Regions from separate parts of the Mus musculus genome. Here region 2 is linked to region 1. A link is a loop called in an ENCODE intact Hi-C map of the cell type or tissue named here. Cell type or tissue: left cerebral cortex. All regions are shown on one strand. Links, peaks and the distances in the headings refer to the core of each region. The heading gives the core; the rest is flanking DNA.

Region 1 (5,380 bases), core at 253-5,252:
TCCTAATCTGGAAGTTGGGAGATAGAAGTTTCTGACCTGAATCTTGAGGCATAGTGGCTATGGATTCCAGAAGATTAAGACAGGGAGACCTCTGAGTTCAAGGTCATCTGGGATTAAAGGTGTGGTGGCACACACCTTTAATCTGGGCCACGCCTTCTACTGGAGACCTACATAAGGACATTGGAAGAAGGAAGTCTATCTCTCCTTCACCTGCTTGCCTTGTGGGACTGAGCAACTGCTAGATTCTTGGATTTCCATTCACAGCTGCTACTGACCATTGTTGGGAGTTGGACTGCAAACTGTAAGTCATCAATAAATTCCTTTACTATATAGAGACTGCTCATAAGTTCTGTGACTCTAGAGAACCTTGGCTAATACACTCCGCATGAGCCAAGCATTCAAACATGTGAGCCTATGAAAGGGATAGGAGGGGTAGAAGGGCATATCTATTCAAACCTATTCACAGAGGGTATCCACAGTTTACCTGGATCCTCTGCTGAGGATCTATCAAGCAGCAATAAAGTATATGTTTCTCTAGTGAAGGCTCAAGTCAGGAAGATTCTGTTTCCAAGCTCACCCAGGCTATTAGCAGAATTCATTTCTTGTGATTATATGATTGCAGGCTCTAGATTCTTACTGAATGCTAGCTTTATTCAGGTCCTAGAGGCCATCAGCAGGCCCTACCAGGTGGCCTTCTATAGGCAAGTGACAATATGACAACTTAAGGCTAGCATGAATTTTTAGTTTCATAAACACAAAGCACTACTAAATGAAATGTCATCACCAGAGGCCTTCTATCTTTTAGTCCAGTCTGTTGGCTAGTAAGGGGTCCTATAGATATTCAAGGGGTGGTGTAATGGATATTTCTGGTTTTCAACTTGACTATATCTGGAATGAACTACAATCCAGAATTGGAAAGCTCACCTGTGATCCAGATCTTGAGGCTGGGAGATACAAGTTTCTGACCTGGATCTTGGCATGGAGATCTTGAGGTACAGTGGCTATGAATCCTAGGAGACTAAGGCAAGGAGATCTCTGAGTTCAAGGTCAGCCTGGGACAAAACAAGTCCCAGATCCAGTCATGGTGGTGTACACCTTTAATCTGGGCCACACCTGCTGGAGACCTATACTGGAAGAAGGAAGATTCTCTCTCTGCCTGCTTGCATTTACTTGCCAGCACATCTATTGGAGTCTACTAGCCATGTGGGACTGAGCAACTACTAGATTCTTGGACTTCCCATTCACAGCTGACCATTGTTGGGGAGTTGGACTACAGACTGTAAGTCATAACAAATTCCCTTACTATATAGAGACTATCCGTAAGTTCTGTGACTCTAGAGAACCCTGACTAATACAGGTGGTGATTATACAGAGCAGCACCAAGAATCAGAGATCACAGCAGTGCCTGGGTCGGAGGAGTGTTATCCTAAGACTTCTGCCTGTCATATCTAGTAATATTGAAGACACAGTGTCCTGGGGCTGGAGAGATGTCTCAGTGGTTAAGGGCACTTGCTGCTCTTGCTAAGGACCTTGGTTTGCCTCTCACTAACCACATGACAGTTCACAACTGTCTGCATTTGCAGTTCCAGGAGATCTGGTACCTTCTTCTGATTTCTGCAGGTACCAGGCATTCACACATATGCCGTACATACATACACACACAGGCAAGAGACTCTTAAACATGATGTAATGTCCTATAAAATGATGCAATGTGCTAAGGTAAGACATTTTCCTTCTACACAGTATATATACGAGAATATTCATAATAGCAAAAATACTGTTACTTTTTGTACTTCTCAAAATAAAAAACAGAGAAACATAAAAGACCAGATATGTGTACAGGCATTATGTTTCTGTGTAAAGTCATTATGCAGCTGTGGTCTACTGTAGTGGAGGTGGATCAACCCTTCCACTACTAAAAACCTTAATGAAGAGGTACTGAGGTAGTGCAAGACACAGAAGAGAGCCCCACACTTGTCCTTGCTTTCCCAAGCAGTCAGTGACTGAGGATTGCAAATCCAATGATCAAGGTTTTGTCTGCCTCATGGGGCTGAGGAGGCCTTGCCAAAGAGAAGAGACCTAGACTTTTGGTTAGGACGCTCACGACTGTATCTACTTGGGAGTAAGGGTGGATTAGGGAATAACCAACCTCCACAAGGTTGAATGAGTCTTACCTCCTGAGCAGAATATAATGATCAGATATCAGCTCAGCTATGGTCAGGCAGTCATTGAAGGAAGCCAGGACAGGAACTCCAGCGGGTTGATACAGAGGCCATGGAGGGATGCTGCTTACTGGCTTGCTCCTCCTGGCTTAGTACACTTCTTTCTTATAGAATCCAGAACCACCAGCCCAGTGATGGTACCATCCACAATGGGCTGAGCCCTTCCCTAGCAATCACTAATTAAGAAAATTCCTTAAAACTGTATCTCCTGGAAGCATTTTCTCAATTGAGGTCCCCTCTTTCCAGAGGATTCTAGCTTGGGTCAAATTGGCAACACTAACCCCTAAGTCTCTCTGATAGAACACTTTCTCCCAAGCTGCTTTGCTCAAATTCAGCTTCCATGTAAACAAGCACACTCTTAGTGGAGAAGATGATACTGACGCAGAAGGAAGAAAGTGAGAAGAAAGGGAGAGAAGGACTGAGGGATCGAGAAAGTTGTTCTAGTTTGCTTTCGGTTGCTATGATAAAACTAACCAAAACAACTTGGGGGCAGGCATTTCAGCTTACAGTGCATCTTTGAGGGAAGCCAGGACTGGAATTCAAGGCAGGAACCTGGAGGCAGTAATTGAAGCAGATCATGGAGGAATTTGGTCCCTGGCTTACTCTCAGCTTGTTATCCTATACAGCCCAGAGGTGGCACCGCCCACAGTGAGTCTCACATTTATCGTGAGTCAGGAAAACACCCCACCGACGAGCCTTCAGGCCAATCTGGTGGGAGCAGTTAGCCCATGTGGTCCTTTTTCTCCTCCTGTCTTACATTTATAGATGTATTGATTCGAAGAGTAAAAAAGTAAAATAATGACTGCCCTGAGAACTGGCGCTGCGGGATGAACCGAACGCTGGGTTAAGGCGCCCGATGCCGACGCTCATCAGACCCCAGAAAAGGTGCTGTTCCTCTCGTACTGAGCAGGATTATCATGGCAACAACACATCATCAGTAGGGTAAAACTAACCTGTCTCACGACGGTCTAAACCCAGCTCACGTTCCCTATTAGTGGGTGAACAATCCAACGCTTGGTGAATTCTGCTTCACAATGATAGGAAGAGCCGGTTAGACAAGCGCAGAAGGGAAAGAGAAGATAGACAGAGCTGGTTTGAAAATTGGTTTAATAAGTCTCCTTGGTTTACCACCCTTGTTTCTACCCTTGCCGGTCCCCTAATCATCCTTTTGCTTTTGCTCACTTTTGGACCTTGCATTCTTAATAAGTTAGTGGCTTTTGTAAAAGACAGGGTTAGTGTTGTACAGGTAATGGTGCTCCGACAACAGTACCTGACTTTGCCGAAAGAAGAAGAGGGGTCGCTCTAAGATTAGAGCTACTCACAAGAAGAAGTGGGGAAATGAAGAGTAAAAAAATAAAATAATGACTGCCCTGAGAACATGGGCCCCCGCCCCCGGCCAGATGGCCTAATTCCCTGGAACTCTTGGGAAAAACAACCACAAAATGTTTCAATGTCCCAGGTGCCTTGAAGTAAATATCCGCCCCTAGACTTCCCCTGTTTCCTCTCCCATCCTCCCCCTAGGTTCTGGTTTTTACCTTTATAAACCTGCTGGAAAATAGGGTTGGGGTCAGACTCCTCTACCCCTGCGTGGTGTATGGGTCTCGACCTCAGCATGCTGGTTTGTGTGCCATTAAAAACCTCGTGTGTTTGCAGCAAGCGTGACTGTGGCTTTCTGGGCTCGCGATCCCTGAGACTTGAGTGAGGGTCTCCCTTCGGGGGTTCTACAGATTCATGTCCGGTGCTCCTCAGTATTCCTTTTAAACTGACTTGTTAAACCGTGTCCTGTGGTTGTGATTTTCCTGTGACCTCTACTTGCTGTCTTAAAGTGTTCCTTTGAAGCCACCGCTCTACTCCCCAGAAAGAAAAAAAAATTCTATCATGTAACGGTTAAGTCATTTCCCTAAATATTTTGTTTTAGCGTGCCTTCTCATAGCAACGCAAATATTTTCGCTGGAAATTGCCGTTTTTGAGATAGGGGTCTTTCTACGTAGTAATGCTGGTCTAGAATTCGCCATTCTCCTGCCTCAGACTTCCTAGAGCTGAAAATACAGGCGTGCGTTACCGTCATGCTAGGCTCAAAAAGCGATTTAATGTTATATGATACTAATAAATTACCGGGTAAGATGGGTGAGAACTGAAGAGAATACCCAGAAAGTTCCTGCAAACGGGTTGCATGTGAATTCTTTGAACGTGAGACACTGACGTATTTTGTAATACTCCCTCAGCCTCCAACCATGCCATCATTCATCCAATAAGCATGCTCGGCTGTGAGGTACCTACCATGTGAGAGGGAAGCTATATTGATGTGAGGGGGAATCCGTCCATTCTGGAAGAGCTTAGTAAGGACAAGTTTGTTTCCATAACTTCTATATGTCTGCGCTTTTACTGACTGCCAACCTGGTCCGCAGAGACCCACGCCCTGGCCGCCGCCTTTTCCCTGGCCGCCGCTAGCCTAGGGCGTCCACGCTCGGAGACTCCGCTTCCCGGCAGCCCCTGCGGCAGGCGGCGGAGAAGCGCACGCAGGCGCGCCGGCCGGCCCCCGCACGCAGGCGCAGTGCGCACGCCGGCTGAGCTGGGTCTCGCGGCTCTGTGAGCGGCAGCGGAGAGCGAGGCCTGGTGAGCGCCGCCGTGGTGCGCGCCGGCTGGTCAAGGTTGTGCGCAGAAGAGGCGCAGCGGGCGGGCCAAGAGCGAGCGTCTCCCTCTTCGTAGTGGCACCGGGACCGGTCGCCTGGAGCCGGTGAGTGGGGGCACCTCGCGGCCCCTCCCCCTCGGCGGGCGGCTCTGGGTCCCCCTCCGCGGACCCGAGGGAGGCCCCGGGGCGAAGGCGGACGCGGGCGGAAGCCGGAGCTGGCTCGGGCGCGCCGGGGACCGGACCCTCGCGTCGCTCCGGTGCGTCACGGGCCCGGCGGTCCTAACGGCCGCGCGGCGGCGGAGCGGGGTGGGGGTGGGGAACGCTGGTGCTCGCCGTGAGGAACGCCGGTCGGGGCGGGGCGGCGCGGCGCGGCGCGGCGGTGGAAGCGGCGTCGGGGACTGCGGGGCGCCGGGCGGCGGCGCGGAGTCTGCGCGCCGCGCTAGCTTGAGGGCGGGGGCGGGCGGCGCGGAGTGCGGTGGCTGAGGCCGAGGCGTGCGGGGCCGATCGGGGAGTTGGCAGGTTACCA
Region 2 (5,380 bases), core at 66-5,065, 210 kb before region 1:
CGGATCAGTTTTCTGATCTATCGGGACAAGTACCACTGTGGAGTAAGAAGTTCCTCTGAGGACTCCAGGATCGCTGGCCTCTGAGGGAATTTTGTGGCAATTCTCTTGTCTCTGTTGGGATTCCAGGTGTATGCGACCATAACTTTTTATGGAGGTCTCTGGGGAGTTCGCCAGACTTGTGCACCAGGGGTTTTTACTTGACAGTCCATCTCTCCTGTCCCAAATCATTCTCTCATTTTTTAAAAAACCAATTTATCTTCCTGATAATGTGTCCTGTATCCTATTTTATGCCTCTCTTATCCACCATTCAACAGCAAAAGTGACACGTAAGATTCTTTAATAATTTGTATTGGACTTAGAACCTCCACTAAAATCCAAGCTCCAAAAACCGTGACCTACACAAAAATTTAATTTGGGGTCTGTTGTGTTTTATAAAAATAAGGAGAATATGTTTGGTGGATGTGTAGTCAGGTGTTGGGGAAGGGGGTGCCTCCGCTCCGCGGGCCCATGCTGAGGCATCCCTTCCCCTTGAGGGACCAGCCACACAAAGGTATAGTAGAGAATAGAGTTTCTTCAGGGTATGGGAGCGGAGTTGAGCGAGTAAAGGCAGAGAGAGAAGAGGAGTAGAGGCCGGCCATGAGCACGTGGAGGGGGGAGGGGAATGGAGAAAGGTTAAGGAGCAAGGGCAAGAGAGCAAGAGAAAGAGGAGGGGCAATCAGCCCCTTTTACCATGAGTCAGACACCTGGCTGTTGCCAGGTAACTGTGGGGCGGAGCCTGGAGAAAATGCCCACTGGGTCTGTTGAGGTCTCTAAGCATCTCTTCTGTTTGTACATTCTTAAACATTTTTAATTAGCCATAAAATGTGGGTTTCGTACGTTCTTGACTGGTCGATTCCCTTTCCATCATACTTGTACCCATCTTGCAGGTTCCAAATATCTCTAACCCTTGCATATTCTACTAGATGTTAAGCGCTTTGTGGAAATAACCTGTGGTGGTTTGAATAAAAACGGCCCCATAGGCTCATCTACTTAAATGTTTGGTCCCCAGTTGGTGGAAATCTGGGAAGGATTAGAAAATGGCCTTGCTGGAGGTGTGTCACTAGGGGTAGTAGGCTTTGAGGTTTCAAAAGCCCGTGCCATTCTCAGCGCTCTCCACTGCCTGCTTGTGGACCAAAATGTAAGTTTTCAGCTATTGCTACAACTTCATGCTTGCCTGACTATTGCTATGCTCCCTGCCATGATGGATCATGGATGCTAACTGTCTTAGAGTTATCATTTCTATGAAGAGACACCACGACCAAGGTAACTGTAATAAAAGGAAACATTTATTTGGGGCTGGCTTACAGTTTCAAAGGTTTAGACCATTATCATCATGGTAGGAAGTATGGCAGCCTTTAGGCAGGCATGGTGCTGGAGGAGCTGAAAGTTCTACAGCTTGATCCCGAAGAGAGTCAGGAGGAGACTCTCTTCCACACTGGGCAGAACTTTGAACCCTAGAAGATTTCAAAGCCCGCCTACACAGTGACATACTTCCTTCAACAAGGCCGTATCAGGTAAACTCTTGCTTCATAAGTTGCCTTGGTAATGGCATCCTTACAAAACTAAGACCGAAGTTGGTACTAGGGGAAGGGTATTTCTGTGACAGACCTGACCACACTAGTTTTGGGGGAATGTAGAAGACTTTGGGACTTTGTGTGTGTAATCGTGGCATTAGGAAAGTAATAAGACATTTCATTTACCACTGTGTGTCCAGTAGCACATAACAGTATCAGGCATGTAATAAGTATGCTGAGTGAATGAATAAGGGGTCCCAGCCAGGTAAGGTATTGCATACCTGTACCCCATAACATAAGAGAGTGGATGAGGAACTCAAGGTCGTTTTTGGCCACATAGCAAGTTTGAGGCCAGCCTAGACATAAACCTTCTCTCAAAGAAAATGAAGAAGGGGCCAGTGAGATAGTGGGTAAAGTGCTTACCCTGCATGGCTGGCAACCTGAGTTTGAACACCCACCCATGCCAGAACACACGCACAGTGGGTTGGCCTAAGGCTGCCTCTATTCTCATACTAAGTGCTGGCTAAATGGAGTCAGCACATAGACCCAGATGCCTGCAGCCAATAGCTGGGGAGAAGAGAGGTAGGCGGGACTTAGGTTTCCTAGGCTAGAGACCGCGAGGAGGAGCAGGAAGGGAGGAAGATACCATGGGTTAGCTGAGCCATAAAGCAGCCATGTGGGCTGGCCAATTGGAGCTAGTAGCAGCCCAGATGAAACATAGTAGTAATGTGGTTATGGGTAGAAAGTGGATTCTAACAGCGTGGAAGGTAGGCAGTTGCTCAGACAGTGTGGTGGGTGAAGCATATTAAAAATATAAAGGCGGGCTGGAGAGATGGCTCAGCGGTTAAGAGCACTGATTGTTCTTCCAAAGGTCCTGAGTTCAATTCCCAGCAACCACATGGTTACTCACAACCATCTGTAATGGGATCTGATGTCCTCTTCTAATGTGTCTGAAGACAGCTATGGTGTACTCAAAAATAAAATAAATCTTTAAAAAAATATATAAAGGCTGTGTGTGTGTTTTATTTGGGAACATAAATGGTCAAAGGCGGGAAGGAACCCCTGTGCTGGGATTTTTTAAAAATATTTTTTACTACACCCATGGAAAAAAGGTAGAAGAGTCTTGATGCCGTGTTGATACTGACCTCCACATGTGAGCTGTGACGCAGGCACGCCCGCATGCGTTCTAATAATTTTTTAATTTAAAATTAAAAACACAAACTGTCCCAAGCCTAGAGGTAAGTAAGAGAAGGAGGAGGACGTAGTCCGGGGAGTGGAAGAGTTGGTGTGAGGAGTGTTGAGAGGGATGCCCAGGTTTGATTGTGGGGGTAGTAGGATCAGATTTAAGTTTAGGACGATCACTCTGGGTGAAGATACAGGATAGATTAGAGGGAGTTGACAATCCCCCTGGGCCTCAGTTTCCATTTTTATGTAATGCACAATTATTGTGAAATTTAAGAATACATGTAGCCAGCTGAGCCTTAGTGTCTGGCAGGAATTAGATATCTGAGGATGATGGTCATTTTTTATTGCTAGCAGCAAGCGCTGGGACTTGGGAGTATCGGCCAGCAGTGTAGTGCTTGTCTTGTTTATTGAAGGCCTTAGGTCAAATTCCCAGCACCACAAACAGGGCAAAAGAAAGTGCTGGTCCCATCACTGACTGATGTGAGGAAAAAGCTGGGCGGTGTTTCTTTTCCAGCCTGAAAAACAAGGTATAAATTAAGTGTGTAGGGTTTTGAGTATAGTGGGACCTGTTTGATTAAGCCCATTTGCACTTGACCCAGGGTCCTATAGTGCTGGACACTCAACAGAAACCAGAAGTCAGCCTTGGACTGTGACTCTGAGTTCGTTGTCTCGTGCCAATGAAGATTAAAGAGACAAACTTTTCACGGGGTGCAAAGTAGAAGCAAGCTTTATTTAAAAAAAAATACAGAAAAATGAGAAATTGGAGAACAGCGAGAATGGGAGGGGTTTTGTAGAGAGGAAAGCTGTTGAGTCCCCTTGTCTAGGGGTTTTTATAGGGTCATGGTCATAGTTGGACAAAGGAATCTCTATTGAGATTTGGGTTCTGAGACTGTCGTGGGCTGAGCCAGTGGAAAGCCTACACGCCTTCCTGGCCTACCCAGAGAGACGATCATGCACTGTCCACTCGGGTGATGGACACCCCTTCTGTCGCCTTTGCTTTTGGCTTTGTTAGTGATCAGCCTTGACTGATAGCTGTTACTTGCCGACGTTACTATCTTCTGATATTGTAGGTGTGTTAAATGCTGTTAATTCTGTATTCTAAGCTCTCTCTATTCTCATAGGTACCAAGAAATAGTTGCATTTGTTCTTAGCTAACCCCCTGTTTATGGAATGGTCTGGGGTCCCTTTGCTGAAACAGTTGGGGCTTTTTGTTAGAAGACAACCTCACTTAATTTAGTCTGTTACAATTAGCTGCACTAGAAGCAAGAATATAAGAAAGGACCAGCACACCATTGTTTGGCTGTCCCATAGCCAGGCCCTCTTTGTCTTCCTCAACCCTTTAGACCCTTAGACCATGCCACATTAACCTTTAGTGTTTCCTTTAACCCAAGCCTTTGCTCTCCCTGCAGCATATGTAGAGGCTCGTCTCTCTTGCTGCTTCCTTACAGCTCCTACAGCATTAGAGATATTAAGGCTGTTGGGAGCAGGGTTGGGTTTCATCTGAATAGATGGCATTTAGGTATGACAATGGTATGTTACAGAACATATCAAACATACAGCTGAGTAAAGGGGTATTTATTTTGTAGCATTTACATCCCATCAAATCCATTCTTTTAAAATGCGTAAAGCAGTGGTTTTTAGAATGTTCCCAAAGCTGTCCAGCCATTTGTCACTGTCATTGCAAAACATTCTCACCATTCCCAAAAGTACTCTGATACCATTGCCAGTTACTCACTGTCTCCCTTTTGCTCTAGCTCTGGGGAACCTGTCATCCTCATCTCTGTAGATCTGCCTATTCTAGACATTGCCTTTAAATGGAGTCATACAGTATGTGTGGTATCTAATGTCGCTCCCTTAACAGGTTTAAGGTGTCATACACGCTGGTGCATGCATGCATGTCGACCTACCACATTTTGTTTATCCACTCATCAACTAGTAGATATTGGGATTATTTCTACTTCTAACATTGACCAACAGTACACCTATGAGCATTTGTGTATGTGTGCATGTTTGTATGTATGTAAATATGCTTTTAGTTTTCATAGATGTATATATCTAAAAGTAGAATTGCTTTGAGAAAAATCATTGGTTCTTAATTTAAAGTTAGAAGTGGGAGAAAAAAAAATGGCAATGTGAACCTGCTTCACAGAGTAACGTAGCCTGTACACACAGTTCTGTAGATAGCCTTCAATTTCATATTAAAGAACATTTAAATTCTCTCTTTAGACCTTTTAAACTGTCACCTTCTCCAGAACCATTAATTGAGGATGGCACACACTTATTATAAAGAAAGCAAAATCCTTCTGTAAGAGACAGCTTTGTCTTCAATTAGACAAGGCGAGAGAGAACAAAAGGTTTTTGTTTTTTTTTTTTTTTTTTTTACAAATGCACATATTACAAGGGTGCAAGGAGAAAAGCAAAGGCATTTTGTATGAAGATGGATGCAGTGGGAGCCCTAGAAAGTTTATTCTTTTAGAAAACTTACCACCATTTTTGTTATCAGGAAACATGTTATATACATTATAAACATAAGAGTGTACAGTGCATCAGAAGACAACTTTACCTTAAAATCTTACCCCAAAACCGCTTTGAATGTTATCACCTTGGGAGAAAGAGGAAGTAGGTTTGTTTTGATGGGAGAG

What was found. Hi-C counts contacts between places; a loop is a spot of excess contacts. Peaks named below come from ENCODE experiments on the same cell type or tissue, not always from the same donor. Only the 100,000 strongest peaks of a DNase experiment are listed, where the experiment ranks them.
Region 2: it touches region 1 in a loop (9-fold over the local background); 1 of 42 quality-filtered maps calls a loop at or near these places.

What each region holds. Positions count from the first base shown.
Region 1 is chr16:35,978,550-35,983,929 of GRCm38, forward strand. Kpna1 (karyopherin (importin) alpha 1) reads left to right here and starts at 4,814. Exons shown (of 14, transcript NM_008465.5): 1 at 4,814-4,959. It overlaps Gm15564 (a long non-coding RNA gene), which reads right to left and starts at 4,780. Exons shown (of 2, transcript XR_001781900.2): 1 at 4,503-4,780. In left cerebral cortex, for the core only: a CTCF peak has its summit at 3,205; DNase peaks (open chromatin) are centred at 3,203, 3,665, 4,034, 4,495 and 1 more place; H3K4me3 peaks cover 1,503 bases; H3K27ac peaks cover 1,289 bases.
Region 2 is chr16:35,770,674-35,776,053 of GRCm38, forward strand. The region is part of intron 1 of Hspbap1 (Hspb associated protein 1); the gene reads left to right. Among named protein-coding and RNA genes, the nearest start is that of Hspbap1, 3.0 kb to the left of the region's middle. In left cerebral cortex, for the core only: no CTCF peak of the experiment used is centred there; no DNase peak of the experiment used is centred there; H3K4me3 peaks cover 505 bases.